3 separate regions of the Mus musculus genome follow, and regions 2 and 3 are each linked to region 1. A link is a loop called in an ENCODE intact Hi-C map of the cell type or tissue named here. Cell type or tissue: heart. All regions are shown on one strand.

Evidence for each region. Hi-C counts contacts between places; a loop is a spot of excess contacts. Peaks named below come from ENCODE experiments on the same cell type or tissue, not always from the same donor. Only the 100,000 strongest peaks of a DNase experiment are listed, where the experiment ranks them.
Region 2: a loop joins it to region 1, with 3 times the contacts of the local background. A loop is called at or near these places in 10 of 42 quality-filtered maps.
Region 3: it touches region 1 in a loop (2.7-fold over the local background); 7 of 42 quality-filtered maps call a loop at or near these places.

Annotation. Positions count from the first base shown.
Region 1 is chr7:138,843,381-138,848,380 of GRCm38, forward strand. It overlaps Mapk1ip1 (mitogen-activated protein kinase 1 interacting protein 1), which reads right to left and starts at 2,887. Exons shown (of 2, transcript NM_001045483.1): 1 at 2,577-2,887. It overlaps Ppp2r2d (protein phosphatase 2, regulatory subunit B, delta), which reads left to right and starts at 3,006. Exons shown (of 9, transcript NM_026391.2): 1 at 3,006-3,135; 2 at 3,232-3,324. The coding sequence starts at 3,129. In heart, CTCF peaks have their summits at 2,335 (motif pointing left) and 2,555; DNase peaks (open chromatin) are centred at 1,931, 2,831 and 4,161; H3K4me3 peaks cover 3,120 bases; H3K27ac peaks cover 2,825 bases.
Region 2 is chr7:138,906,856-138,911,855 of GRCm38, forward strand. It overlaps Bnip3 (BCL2/adenovirus E1B interacting protein 3), which reads right to left and starts at 2,651. Exons shown (of 6, transcript NM_009760.4): 1 at 2,508-2,651. The coding sequence starts at 2,538. In heart, no CTCF peak of the experiment used is centred here; DNase peaks (open chromatin) are centred at 296 and 2,706; H3K4me3 peaks cover 3,857 bases; H3K27ac peaks cover 4,245 bases.
Region 3 is chr7:139,197,226-139,202,225 of GRCm38, forward strand. It overlaps a transcript of Stk32c not described here. Among named protein-coding and RNA genes, the nearest start is that of Stk32c, 11 kb to the left of the region's middle. In heart, a CTCF peak has its summit at 3,082 (motif pointing left); no DNase peak of the experiment used is centred here; H3K27me3 peaks cover 2,223 bases.

The sequences.
Region 1 (5,000 bases):
TGCTGGTTTACGGCTACAGGAGTCAAGCAAGTTTCTACAACCCAATCTGCAGTTAGGCCATGACAGTCAGCACTACTTGGAAGTGCACCTACTCCACTCCCGCACCAAAGCCACCGAACTTTCCATGTCTAAGGTTAGATAACATGCACCATCTCTATCCCCTCACCCCTTCCTCAACCCCTATCACCCATCAAGCTCACAGATGCTACTCAACAGCTTCAGCACCCATCTTTCTGGCTAAAAGCCCAGAACCCCACCCCATGCTAAGTTCTCATGCACTCCCTCCTATCAGCCCGCTTACATAGTAGACAGAGATGGCTCAGAGATGGCCTGCTCCTGATGGACTCTGAGCTCCTGTACACAAAGACTAGGTCGGTCTCACTCAACAGACACACAATATTTGTTTCATTAGTTACTAACAGTTGCTATGGAGACCTTAAGATCACAGAAGGCAGGGGCTGGAGCAGAGTGGCTTAAGGTCTCTAAGGAATGACCCACAAGGGTTCTCGGTCTAAGGACAGAACCACATCCTTAGAGAGGAGGACAAACAGACAAGAGAGGAAAAGTGGATAGAGTGGAGGTGGAGAACAAGGCAGGTACCCACCCCATTCCACATTAGAGTAAGCAATCGAAAACGATGGGGCTCGAGATGGCTCAGTGCATGAGAGCACTTGCTTCTCCTCCAGAGGGCCCTAGTTTGGTTCCGAGCACCTATGTCCCGCAGCTCCCTACTGCCTATAACGCCAATGCTACAGGATCCAACACCCTCTTCTGGCCTGGGCATAGATGTGCATATATTTTAAAAAGTTAAATTTGGCCTATGCTGGCTCATTTCATGTCAACTTGACAGGGTGGGGTCATCTGAGAGGAGGGTACCTCAATGGAGAAAATGCCTCCCTCAGATCTACCTGAGGGCAAACCTGTTATTTTCTTAATTGGTAATTGATGGGGAGGAGTCCAGCCTATTATGGGTGGAGCCACCTCTGTCCCGGTGGTTCTGGGATCTGTAAGAAAGCAGGATGAGCAAGCCATGAGGAGCCAGCCAGTAAGCAGCACACTTCCATGACCTGCATCAGCTCCTGCTTCCAGGATCCTGCCATGATGTCCTTCAGTGATGGACTATAATGTGGAAGTGTAAGCCAAATATACTGCCTGCCACTAATTATTAAGGCAGCTACTTACAGTTCTGTCCATTCGGTCTGTCATTCTTCATTAAGAAGCACCCCAGTACACACAGACACACATGTGACAGTGCTGTCTAGCTACATAACTTAAACATGCAGCTACAATTAGGCAGATAGGAATATCGAGATCACTTGGCATTACTTGAGATACCCATGCCTACATGGAGTCTGGATAAACTTAAGTTAAACCCCAGTTCTGCAAGCAGTCTCAGAATGCTTCTTCCCAGGCTTGGAATTCCGTCCTCAGGCTCCTCCCAAAACGTCCTCCCAGAACTATACATATGCTCTTAACTCTCCTGATGCTCTGGAGTGTCATCTGGGTGACATTCCTATATCCTCACTACTCCATGTCTCTTATTCTTCTCCATTACTCTCATACACCCAGACACATGCAGCTCATTTTATCCTCCTACTTAACTCAGAGACAGTTCTTTCAGAAACAACCCTGAGTGCTGCTACTGATGGAAGGCCCTATTTCTTCATGACTTTCTCCAGCTCTTGGCCATAGCCAGCCCTCTCATCAGAGTTCACCCCCTGAAAACAGCTTCCTGCTCTGTCCCGGACCACCTTGCCTCCACTGCTATGACTAGCCTTCCTTGGCCACTTCTGTTCTCCCCACAGCTTCTTGCTGCCCTTTAAACACATTAGCAAGCTTAGGTGTGCTCCGTGCTTGTAAACCCAGCGCCAACGAGGTGGAACCAGACGTATTTCAATTTAGAGACCAGCCTCATGTTACATGGCAAGACCCTAATCAAAGTGTGTGTGTGCAATTGAATTAAAAATAAAACATCGGAAAGAAAAGGTCAGGGTGGCCCAGCCTGTGCACTAGCTGTTCTCATTTCTAGCAGCCGCCCAAGACGTCAGCCTGAGATTCTTTCTTATCTCCTCTAATTGCTCTCCTAAAGATACCAACTGCTCCAATCTCCTTCCCCTGCTTCTGTGTTGTATTTAACTCTAGTCCACTTAACTTTCCCCAGGTTTTTCTTATTGTCTCTTCTCCGCTGAAGAGTAAACTCCACCAGGACAGACACATCACCTCTACACAAGCAGCATCCCAGCCAAGACTGAGAATAGAAAAAGCACTTGCTAAAAGGCAAAACATTTTTGAAGTGGAGAATGCTCTGGTTTGGAACAACTGCCCTCTAGTGGTGCAGTACGCTCACTGCCAACTTCATAGTGATTTCGGATAAGTCAAGCCCACGAACAAATAATTCCTCTTCATGCTAGAAAAACACACCCACAAATAAAGCAAATGTCGAGAACGGTTCCCTAGGGGCTATACTGAGAGCTCAAAGAATCCCTGAAGTAGCACTCTGATGAGATCAGTGCTCAGAAGCTACGATCAAAGATTCTGGGGGCAAGAGAGCCTGGATGATGGGCAAAATTACGCACGCAGGTGCTGGGTTCCAGGTGCTCCGGGGATCAGAGGCCCCGCCTGCCCACGGCCGAGCGCTCTCTATTGGCAGATCCACGGAGGTTCCGCGTTCCCGTTGGCTCAGCTGTAGGAAAGGCCCAGGCCTTCGAGCATCCAGTCCAGCCGGCCGCAGAAGAAAGTCTGAGGCCTTAAGAACGTAGAGGGCGTCGCGTCCTAGCCTTGACACGACTCGAGAAGGCCGCCTCTATCTGCCAGCGGACTAGTCCAAGACACTCCTCTCCTTGGACCGCAGCGGCTACGTAGGTCCAACCTCAAGACAGCTCGCGCAGACGCAGTCGGCGCACGGTGCGCCCCCGGCAGCCCCCGCGGCACTGACCGTCGGAGGAGGCGGAGGGGGATGACGTCATCCGGCGGGGCGACGGGCATTGGGCGCCATTTTGAAAAGGGGAAAAAATTCCCTCCCCGGCGGCGGCGACGGTGGCGGCAGCGGCGGCGGCGGTGGCGGCCGGGGCTGAGCGCTCGGAGCGCCTCGGTCGGCCGCGCTCGGCTGGGCGCGTCCCGCCCGCGCCATGGCAGGTGAGGGCCGTGCGCGAGCGAGCGAGCGGGGCGGGCGGGCGGACTGGACGGTGGTGGGGCGGGGCGGGGCCGGCCTGACGGCGCGCTCTGTTGCAGGAGCTGGAGGCGGCGGCTGCCCGGCGGGCGGCAACGACTTCCAGTGGTGCTTCTCGCAGGTGAAGGGCGCTGTCGACGAGGACGTGGCGGAAGGTGAGGCCCGACCGACACCCCACCCCAACCCCCGAGCCCCGCAAGGTCATGCTCGCTCAGCCGCCGGTCCGGACGCGGCCGCCTTTGCCCGCCTGACCGGCGTTGTCCCGGGAGACCCTCGGCCGGCCAGCGGCTGAAGAGAGGGAGGGGTGTCCGTAGGGAGACGGCTGCGGACGCGGGGCTGGGGAGAGACTGCGGCTGAGTCCCGCTTCGGGGATCTGTTGGGGAGACGGCGGTGGACGCTAGCCTTGGGAGGCTATGGGGATGATGGCCATGACGCCGGCCTCAGGGGTCGGTGGGCACAGATGGCCATGGAGGCCAGCCTCGGGAGGCTATGGGGAGACGACCGTGGACGCCGGCCTCGAGGGTCTGTAAGAAGGTAAGGCCGGGGCAGAGGTATCGAGCCATGTAAGGAAGATGCGGCCACAGGTCTTTGGAGTCTGGGGTGTATAACGATCTTAAATGCATGTCTCACTAGCGTCTGTACGGAGTGAAGAAAAAGGACTGTAGACACTAGGCAGCGACCCCGGGATTCCGCTAGGAGTTGGTACCACGGGGTGAGGTGAGGTCCATTTTTGTGAAAGGAGAGAGATAGGGGGGCATGGCAGTTGATCTTGAGGCCCTGTGGGGTAAATCAGGTCCCAGACACTAATGTGGGAGCCCATGCAATATAAAGGGTCTTTCATCTATCTCCCTGGCACCCGTATAAGGTGGAAGGAGAACCATGCAGGGTTATCAGTCTCCGGGGGCCCATGCTGGACTGGACTCAGGACGGGATGGAGCACCGAGTGCTCTGGATACCCTGTTTGTGGTCGTAGGTGTGCTAGTCTGTCCAGTCCAATCTCTGGCCAGGTAGACGTCGGTCAGCCCTGGATCTCCACCTCTTGTTGTTGAGCAAGAGGAACTTATTTGTCATGGGGTCTCCTGAAGCGCTACAGTAGTGGCGGTTTTCTTTTTTTAACTGAGTAGTGTTTTCTCTTCCCACACTGCTCTTTAAAGTCACTTCTCCAGACTTTGTTTTTTGATGTTGTCCCATCCAGCCAAGTCCTGGGATTTCAAACACACACTGTGTGTGTGTGTGTGTGTGTGTGTGTGTGTGTGTGTGTGTGTGTGTGTGTGGTGAGCATAGGCCTGCCTGTTCGTGCTCCTGCACGTGTGGAGGTTAGAGGACAACTTAGCAGAGTTGGTTCTTTTTACCACGTGAGTCCCAGGGATGGCCATCAGGCTTGACAGCGAATGGCTTTACCTGCTAAGCAGTCTCATCCACCCACTTACAGTTTATTTTTGTTTTTTGAAACAGAATTTCATGTACCTCAGATTGGCCTCAAACTCCCTATATAGCTGAGGCTGGCATTGAACTGTTTGTTTCTGAGACAGGATTTTTCTGTAGAACAGCCCTGGTTTTGTGCACCAGGCTGACCTCCGGGGTTAAAGGCATAAACTGCTGTGCCCAACTTTGGCCTTGAATTCTTGATCCTGCTGCTTCTACTTCCCAAATTCTGAAATTATTGGCAAGCATTGCAATCAAAGCCCAGCTTTCCATAAAACTGTTCCTTATCCTCAAAGCTTCAGTCTGCTGCCTTCTTTCCCCTGATCACAGTTTAAATGTGCCATCATTGTAGGTAGACAGGGAAGTAGGAGAGCGTGAAGACTGTGGGATTTATTCTTAGAGATTT
Region 2 (5,000 bases), 63 kb after region 1:
TCAGGAAAGGGCAGCAACCAAGGCACAGAAATATCACAATACTTATCTCTCCTCCAGCATGCCAGAAGTCATACAGAAAAGCCCTGCTCCTAAACACCTTTCAATAAGATGGAGCAGAGGTAAAAAGGGAACAGAACCAATCAGTGTTGTGGGTAACGCCTTCAGTAACGCTGGTCCCAGAGGTTGCTATGGGGAATATTTGCTGTCCCACCTACCAACAAGGCTTCCACAGCTCTCAGCCTCAGAAGTAAACACGAAGCGGCAAACAGAGGAGCTGCCTCAGCTCTGACTCCAAGCTGGGATTCACATTTCATAGGGCAGCTGAGATAACCCATGTGACTAAGTGACCCCTCCTACCCTGAGCTAGACAGTGAGCCAGTGCTGAGCTGCACGTACACCCCAAACAATGGCCCAAATCCTTAGCCTGAGTTTCCACACCGTAACCATCTTTTTATAGAATAAGTAAAAGAGAAAAACACAAAACCTTAACCCTTGAAACGTCTAATGACAACCCCCTTCTGCCAATGACTCAGCAGTCTGGCGTGCATGTCAGCTGAGTGTATGTTAACCGAGACCTCTCAGGAATACTCAGAAACTCCCCTAGATGAAGTCTTAACAGCATAGTGTCAGAAATCAAATTTCAACTAGCTACGAAAGTGACTTTACACAAAACATCACTTGATCTCTTAAGAGAAAAGACAAAAAAACTTCTCAATCAAAAAATTCCAACTGTTTGACGTTTGACATTAGGGAATAAAACCTGAATTACGAGATTTTTTTTTTAATGTGGCTGTAGTTTGAAAATACAGATTCTGTAATGTGTTAGGCTGATTAAATTCTGCCTACTAAAATCTCGTTTAGGGTAATAAATTCAGCTAACTCAGTGTCTCTGAATGCAAGCTTTTTAAAAACTCTTTTAACACAACACTGCTCTGAGTTACCCTATTCCAGTACTCCAGGACACAGAATCTCTGGACAGCATAGTCTACACAAGTTCTAGGACAGCCAGAGCTATACAGAGAAACCACGTCTTCACACTAAAGTGGGTACTGTGGCCCACACCTTTAATCCCAGCACTAGGGAGGTGGAGGCAGGCAGATCTCTGGGAGTTCACTGAGAGTGAGACCCTGCCTGGGGGGGGGGAGGGGAGTTGACACTAAAGCATTCATTTTAAAGGTTTGGAAAGCCTCTCTCTCACGTTTACTGACATGCGTTTTACCTGGTGAACTCTTGCTTCAGAGAGTACAAAGGTCAACAGGATCCTCCTCCAGTCTCAGGGCCTGAGACTCAACTCAGACTCAACTCAGGCCCACCAGGTAGCTCTCAGAAATGGACAATGGCACATAGCACCCAGGCTGGCCTTGCAAAACTAGCAGCTGTCTGCGCAGTGCTAACAGTCTGTAAAGGCTGATGCTGGGAGAGCCTTTCTGTTATTTGTGAGACAGGGTCTGGCTACAGAGCCCCGAACTAGCCTGGTACGACTGTGTAGTCCAGGCTAACCTGGAATTTGTCAAGACTCAACTTCACCCACCCCATGATGGGATTTTAGGTGTGTCACCACACCCAGCCTCACTTCCATTTTAACCTACAATCTACTTCACTGCTTGCAGTGAGCCTACTGAACTAAATTATAAGCACTTTACCCTCCTTTTGAGCTGTTGTAGCTCTCTTCCACACTACCTCCAGCCATACCCCCTCTCTGTTTTTCTCTTTGTAGACTTGGCTGTCCTGAAATTCACTCTGTAGACCAGGTTGGCCTCGAATTTACAGAAATCCCCCTGCCTCTGCCTCCTGATTGCTGGGATAAAAGGTTTGTGCCACCACTGTGCGGCTATCCCACCTCTTAACTCTAAAACCTGACAGAGGTCTGAAACCCTGTATCCTCCTCTTCCATCAGGAAGTGGCAACAAAGCAAGCCAGGGGTAAAGATTGGGGGAGAGGGGACACAGCGGCAAAGCCTGTTAATTCCAAATTCCAGCTACTCTAGAGGCTGAACCAGGAGGATCACAAGTTCAAGACCAGTATGTCTTAAAGCAATAAAATGAAAACTGGTAGTGTTGCTCGGGAAATGAGCACTTACCCAGCACGTTCAGATCTGGTTCTGTCCCCAGTACCAAGTAGGAAAAGTGAAAGGCACTACAGTCATAAATATTAATGACTTCAATCAAAGCACTGAAAATTCAACTGCAACCTCTAACTCACTTAAGCAACTCTGAACAAGGGGACGCCAAGGGCCTGAAATCTGAGCTACTCGGGAAGCTGAGGAAGGAGGATCGCAGAGTTCGAGGCTCCCCTGACCTACAGAGTCTGAAAATACAGAACTATGACAGTGTGAAGAACAGAGCAGGAAAGAAAGACCCGGCCTGCCTGTGAAGGTACTGTCTGTAAGATGCCCCGAGGCTCACCACCCAGCCCCGGCTGCACCGAACTGCATCGCGGCCTCCACTCACCGCACCCCAGCCCGCGACCCTACCGCCTCCGCGGCCCCTCTCGGCCCACTGCCTCACCCTGCAGGTTCTCCTCCCCGCTCTGCGACATGGTGGCTCGGCAAAGGAGCCCGAACCCAACTGCGACAGGCCTGGGAGGCGGTCACCGAGAGGTAGCAGGGGCAGCCTGCGCCGCTCAGTTCTGAGGCCAGGCGACACTGGACTGAGGGACAAGGGGCGGGGCGGGGCGGGACGCACGCGGCGGCGGAGCCCATTGGCTGGGGGGCGGGGCCTGCAGGTGGGGGAGGAACGCGGGGGAGCGTGTGGCACGTGCGGCGCGTGCGCCGGCATGGGCGGGGCCTGAGGCAGGAGTGCGCGGGAGGGCGGCTGTTTTTAAGGTCTAATGCAGAAGTGGACCGGGGGCTGTGCCTGAGGCTGGAGTAACTGGGACCTAGGCGGGTAGGGAAGAGTCTGGGGGCGGGGCTCGAGGTCTGAGCCTTGGGACTCCGAGGTGCGCGCATTGCAGAGGCCAAGAGGCGGGTCTTGAAGCCAGGCTGGAGGTGGGCAGACGTGGGCGGGCTCCGAGATAGGCGTGGCATGAGGACGTGCGGCCAGGTTTTTGGGCGTCTGGCCTTGGGTGCTGAGTTTGCCCCTCCTGCTCGCGGTTGACCCATAGTTCCCCAATCTCCTCCGGAACCTGCGAGCGCCAGCAATGGGAGCACACATGGTCTCGCTGTCTCTATGCACGCTTACAGATAGTTTTTTAGGTTGCATCTTTAAGAAAAATGCAGTCCGGGAGTGCTTATGTATAACTCTAGTCCCAGCCCTGGTTCGTGGCCAGGCTGGGCTGCACTGTATGAAGCTGTTTACAACAAAGCAAAACAAAAAATTTGCCAGTATTCTACTGCAGCATCAATGGCGAGTTGGGTAGTGCTGTGGTATGCTGCATGCGAGAAAGGACGGCATTTTTGGACAGGAACGGTTGGAGAGACCTTTGGAGGGCCAGTTTTGAGGATTCTGCATCCTCCCTGTAACCTACCCAGTAGCTTCTCTGTACTTGGAGGTTGGAATTCCCTCTTGATACAGTTCTGGGATAGAGAAGGGGCTTGTGAACCTCAAAAGAAGCTATCTTAGTAGCAGTGGGTCAGGTCACTAGAAGCAGCTTCATTTGGTGTTTTGTTTTTTCCCAGACAATGTCATAACCGAGGCTGGCTTTGAATTGGCTGTGTAGCAAAAGCTAACCTTGAATTTCCGATCCTACTGCTTTCGCCTCCTGAGAGCTGGGATTATAGCTATGCAGCCTTGATTTCCGTTTGTTTTGTTTGGAGTGCTAAGGTTATACGAGGGCCTTGCACATGCAAGTTCACTGCAGCTGAGCCATGTCACCAGACTGAATCTGATGTCTTTTTTTAGACAGATTCGCTTTGTAACCTACTCTGGTCTTAAACTTTTTTTCCTGCCCCAGCTTCCCAGTGGTTCCACCACTCTTAACTGAAAGCTTGCTTTCTTACAGTGCTCGGAGCTCTAGCCTAGGGCCTTCAGAACAATAAACAGATTCTCTGCTACAGACACCAAACCTTTGTCTCAACCCCCCAGGTGCTGGGATTACAGACATACTACCACACCTAGCAAGAAAAAAACAGCTGTGGTCCTGCTTGGTGACAGACTCTGTGTCCAGCAAGAAACAGCTGTGGTCCTGCTTGGTGATAGCCTCCGTGTCCAGCAAATCCAAGGGTTCAATCCCCAGCTTGCATAGATATGTGTGCCTGAATGACAAAGGGAAAGAGAAGGGTCTGGGAATTCTCTACACCAGTCTACTAAGAAAAGGAAAAACGAAAATGTGGATTTGAAGGGGTTAGGGATGTTATAAGTAGAAATTTATGTTTATCCTTTTTTTTTCTTTTTTTTTCTTTCTTTTTTTTTCTTTTTTTTTTTTTTAATGGTTTTTCAAGACAGAGTTTCTCTGTGCAGCCCTGGCTGTCCTGGAACTCACTCTGTAGACCACGCTGGCCTCGAACTCAGAAATCTGCCTCTGCCTCCCAAATGCTGGGATTAAAAGCGTGCACCACCACTGCCCGGCCCTTTTTTATTTTCTATGTATGTATGTATGTGTGTGTGTATGTGTGTGTATATGAGGCTATTTATTTATTACAGGGTCTCTCTAGGTCTCATGGAACTCACCATGTAAGCCAGGCTGGCATCGAGCTCTCAGAAAATCAGCCTGCGTCTGCCCCCTGAGTGCTGTAGACATATGTATTTTTAAGGAGAAAAGGTTGTCCACCTCTTTAGACCATTCAATAAAAAACAGGCAAAGGAGTCAGTTGTTTGTAGTGGAGCACCACGCCTTTAATCCTAGCCCTCTGGGAGGCAGAGGCAGGTGGATCTCTGTGAATTAGAGGCCCAGCTGGTCCACATGGTGAGTTCCAGGCCAGCTGAGTTACAAGGTGAAAGCCCGTTCAAAGGGGGGGAGAAAAGTGGGAGGTGGTGGCACGCATCTTTAATCCCAGCACTTGGGAGGCAGCAGAGGCAGGCAAATTTCTGAGTTCGAGGCCAGCCTGGTCTATGGAAAGCAGT
Region 3 (5,000 bases), 350 kb after region 1:
GTGAGATCCCACATACCACAGGATGTGGTCTGTGAGTGATGCCCGGAAGAGCAAAATAGAGAGATAAATAGGAGGCCAGTGCTCACTGGACTGGGTGGGAATGGGATAGACTGCAGACAGGCTTCGGAGCACTGAGCACAAAGGCTCTCTGAGGCTAAGCTGCGTTGGTGGGAACTACAGATCCACTGGGAATCTTCACAGTGGACCGAGGCTGAAGTTTTTCTTTTCTCTGTCATCTTTTCATCTCCATGGAATGTTACAGTTAGAATGTAAAATGTCCCCACAGGCTCTTGTGAGTGACCACTTGGTCCCAGCTGCTGATGCTGTTTGGAAGGTTGTAAAAGCTTTGTGATGTGTGGCTTGGTTCTGACCCAAGTCCTCTGCATTCTGGTCTGGCTGGCATGGTACAAACTCAGACAGACACACTCTTGCTGTCATGCGGCACACACATACCATACGCACAGTGATGGTGATGGTGATGGTGGTGATGATGCTGATGATGACGGTGATGATGACGGTGATGATGATGGTGATGGTGATGATGATGGTGATGGTGATGATGATGGTGATGGTGATGATGATGGTGATGGTGATGATGATGGTGATGGTGATGATGATTTTAGATAAACACATGGAACAAAATCTTGAATGGTGAGAGATCCTGCCTTCTTGTGCTCTGCTGCTATGGGATAGCTACCTGGAGACTAAGCAGACCCTTTGGGGAATCAACCAACCTTTTCACAGGGATTGCGTCTCAGATACCCTTGCATATCAGATATTTTCATAACAGTAGCAAAAGTACAGTTACAAAGTGGCAACAAAATAATTTCATGGTCACTACAACACCAGGAACTGTATTAAAAGTAGCAGCATTGGGAAGGTTGAGAACCACTGGCCTAGGGGCTCAGGAACAGGACCAATTTGCTACCTCCCTTCTCACTTCCAGGGGTGCCATGCTTACACAATTTGTTGGATATAAAATCAGGGTAATGTCTCTAGCTTCCAGCACTGTGAAGGTGGTCATGTGGTTCTTTTCAGGAGTATCCAGTATCACTTTAAATTAAAATGGAATTATAAAACCTACCTACTAGTTTGTCAAGAGTGAAGACCCCATCACGGTTCTGGGAACGAAGCCATCCTCCTTTCTGCATCAACCCCATCCTTGCTCCTGAGGGAATCCTATACAAATACTTCCAGAATCTTTAGCGGAAGGCCAAACCAATTCCCCGCATCATCTGGGCTTAGCAGCCCACGATCCTCTTTTCAAAATAGGCTTAGAGTCTCATCTGCTTTTGACACTATGAAAAAACAAAACAAAAAAAAAACAACAAAAAAAAAACCCAAAACAAAACAGTAAAACGTTAACAGTAAAACGTCAGTCTTTGGGGGTACTAAGGAAATATGGTCTCCCTGGGGACAGTCACCTGTCTTTGCTAGGGACTTCCTACCAGAAGGGTTGGGTCTTTCCAATAGGCATTATCTGCCACGAATATATATTGTAGCATCCCTTAGAGAGGTAGTGACACGAGGTCAAGGTCATTGTCCATAGTACTAGTCATCCCTATGTCCCGGACAGAGCCAGCCCAGCATCCCAACCAGACCAGTGGGATTCTCAGTTTAAGAGTTTTCAAAACAGACACATGTGAGGAATAGAGGCACAGCTTCGCAATACGGTAACACCTGCTGACCTGGCCTCAGATGCTCCGTGGATGCTCACCTGGGACAGGATCTTATGGGCACCATTATTCTTGACAGAGATCTAAAATTGTGGGTAGAGCACTATCTGGGCAGGGGATGCTGGACTGTAACCAGTGAAGAAGGCAAGCTGAGCACTAAGCAGGCATGAACTCTTGTCCCCTTCTGCCTGTGGATACAATGTGACCAGCTCCCTCTAGTTCCTGTCACTGTGACTTCCCCACCATGATACACTGTAACCTGAATTCTGAACCCAAATAAACTTTTTTTTAAAAAAAAAAATGGAACATTTTAGAAATTTTCATGTCATCCCACTCAGAGGCCATGTTAATTCCTATACCATTCCAATTTTCATATATATGCTGCCAAAGAGAAATTAACTTTAAAGTTGCTTTGGTCAGAGCACATTTAAAAACAAATATCAATTTCTTTTTAAAAACTAATTTTTAAAAATTTTTTATGCACATTGGTGTTTTGCCAGTATGTATGTCTGTGTGCAGATGTTTGATATCCTGGAACAGGAGTTACAGTTTTTAGCTACCAGGTTGATGCTGGGAATTGAACCTGGGTCCTTTGGAAGAGCAGACAGTATTTAATCTCTGAGCCACCTCTCCAGCTCTGATCAGAGTATTTTACCAAATGCTTTGGTAAAGGTAACTAAGAGGCCAGCTGTTGTGTTAAAATGGGAATTTAGCCGCACAGAGCAGTGGCACATGCCTAGCACTCAGGAAGCACAGGCAGGCAGATTTCTGTGAATTCAACGCCAGCCTGGACTACAGAGCAATTTCCAAGACGGTCAGGTATACACACCGAGATAGATACCTCATCCGTAAACATCAAAGAAAGGGGGAGGTATGAGTGGCCCCCATAGACTCATATATTTGAACGCTTAGCCACCAAGGAGTTGAACTCTTTGAAAGGATTAGAAGGTGTGTCTTTGTTGCAAAAAAAATGTATCACTGTGCGTGGACTTTGAGGTTTCAAGCACCCATCCCAGACCCAGGCTTGCTATTTCTCTGCCCATAGATCAGGATACTCCAGCACCATGCTTGGCATGCCTGCCACCGTGCTCCCCGCCATGGTAATAATGGACCAGGCTTCTGAAACTGTAGCCTAAATCCCAATCAAATGCCTTCCTTTGTAAGAGTTGCCCTAGACAGCGCTCACAACAATAGAACACTGACTAAGGAACAGGTGAATGTCCTGAAGTGTAACGAGGAAACACCCTGGGTGTCCTCCACCTAGCAGTTCATCTTCTTGCTCCCAGTCTGCCGACTAGGGCTTTGCCTGGATAGGAATCCTGGGTAGGCAAGGACAAACTCTTCCAATGCTGATCAGCAGGGAATAGTGGTCCCAGGCTTGCAGGAGAAGCAGCAAGTGCTGCCCTCTGGTGTTACAGATCTGGTGCAGACCTTGAGTAACTATATCCTTAATTCTCCGGGTCCTCCTAGAAGTCCAGGTTGCTCAGCCCTTGACAGTGACCCCTGCTACAGCTGTAGTCTGGGCGCAGCCACTGCTGCCTTAAAGTGAGCGTGGTCTCTGCCACTGTGACCATCACCTTCGATGCCACTCATCGGCTTCTGGTGCTTCTTCCTTCATATTACCAGCTCAGCACTAAAAGCACAAGCACACTCGGGGGACAGAGAGGGAGCGCAGGAGGCTGTCTCTCCTATGAGACTAAGCAGCACCAATTAGAGCACATTGCCCATGCAAACAGAAGCTTGTGTTTAATAATAATAATGTTACAACATTTTATTCCTATCTAAATACATATTGGGACAATATAGGAGAATGTTAATAGCTAAAGTGACTGCAAAGATAAACAAATTTGTTTTATTAAGCTATGATTTCATTCCTGTTCTTATTAGCTTTGAATATGTTATTGAAAGTGAATATACGAAAGTATGAGGAAGTAAGAGTTTCATCGTGTTGAAGGCATATTAACCAACTTATTTTCATCTATTGCCTACTGTGGTAGATACAATTTGACACACAATTAGCATTACTGAAGGGCAGACAACGTATCTATAGACAGACTGCAGGTGACAGCAAACATAAATTACCTTCCCAGCCACTTGCCTCACTGTTTATAAAATACCAAATACCAGAGGGTCTTCATTAAGAAAACAAACAGGCAAACAAAACAAATAATTTAGAAGAAAGAAAGAGCAAGCACAAGAAACATGTCCAGAGAGATACCCATAAAGACACAAAATCAGAAACCATAATATACCAGCAAAAGACCACTAAGACAAAAAAAAAAAGTCCAAAAGTCTACAATAATACCAGAGTTTGTTGCGTTGTGGCCATCTACTTCTGGGCATGGGGGCTATCCTTAAGTGTGATTAATATACTCATGAGACTTCATTGGAGGAAATTATTTTTCCTTTGCAAGTGAATGTCAGTTAGGGGTAGCTTCTTGGTGAGGGGTGGAAGCCTGTCCACTTCCTCCTTTCGGCACTGGGACCCAATCCGACTTGAAACTGTGCATCCCCACAGCACATCCTATGCCTCCTGCCACAGTCCCCGTGAGTTCTGATGTGTGTTAACCCCCTTGTGTCTGGAAAACACTGTTTCCTTGGTGTCATCTATCCCTCTGGCTCTTAAAATCTTTGTGTCTCCTCTTCTGCGTGGATCCCTGACCTCTGAGGGAAGGGATATTGATGAAGACAGCCTACTTAGGACCGAGTGTTGGTCTCTCACTCTCTGCACATTGTCCAGTTGTGGGTCTGTGTTAGTTCCTGTCTGCTCTGCAAGGAAATTTCTCTGAAGATGACTGAGAAAGGCACTGATCTATGGGTGTAGAAGAATGCTCTGACAAATCTTTTTATTGCTATATTCCTTTTGCAGTACACAGTATTCGGTTTTCCCCAAGTCTCCATATAGTTATACAGATTTCATATGATCCCTCAATGGCTCTTAGTGTTAGCTGTTCTTGCCTGTATTCCTCCTTCCTTCCTCTTTCCTCCCCCTTCTATTTAATCCTTTTGCTCATCCTGCCCATGATTTTACATAACTATATATTTTGTTTCCCCTTCATTGGAAAACCTCCCCCTTCTCCCTGGTCCTTTATTCTACATCCCTGGGTAGCATGTCTATCAAAGGCTTAAAAACTGACATCCACACACAAGAGAATATATACAATATTTGTCTTTTGGGGTCTGGGTTACCTTACTCAGAACAATTTTTTCTTAGCTCCAACCATTTATTTGCAAATTTTATAATTTTGGGGTTTTTTTTTACAGCCAAATAATATTCAATTATGTAAATGTACCACTTTTTTGTTATCCATTCATCTGTTAATG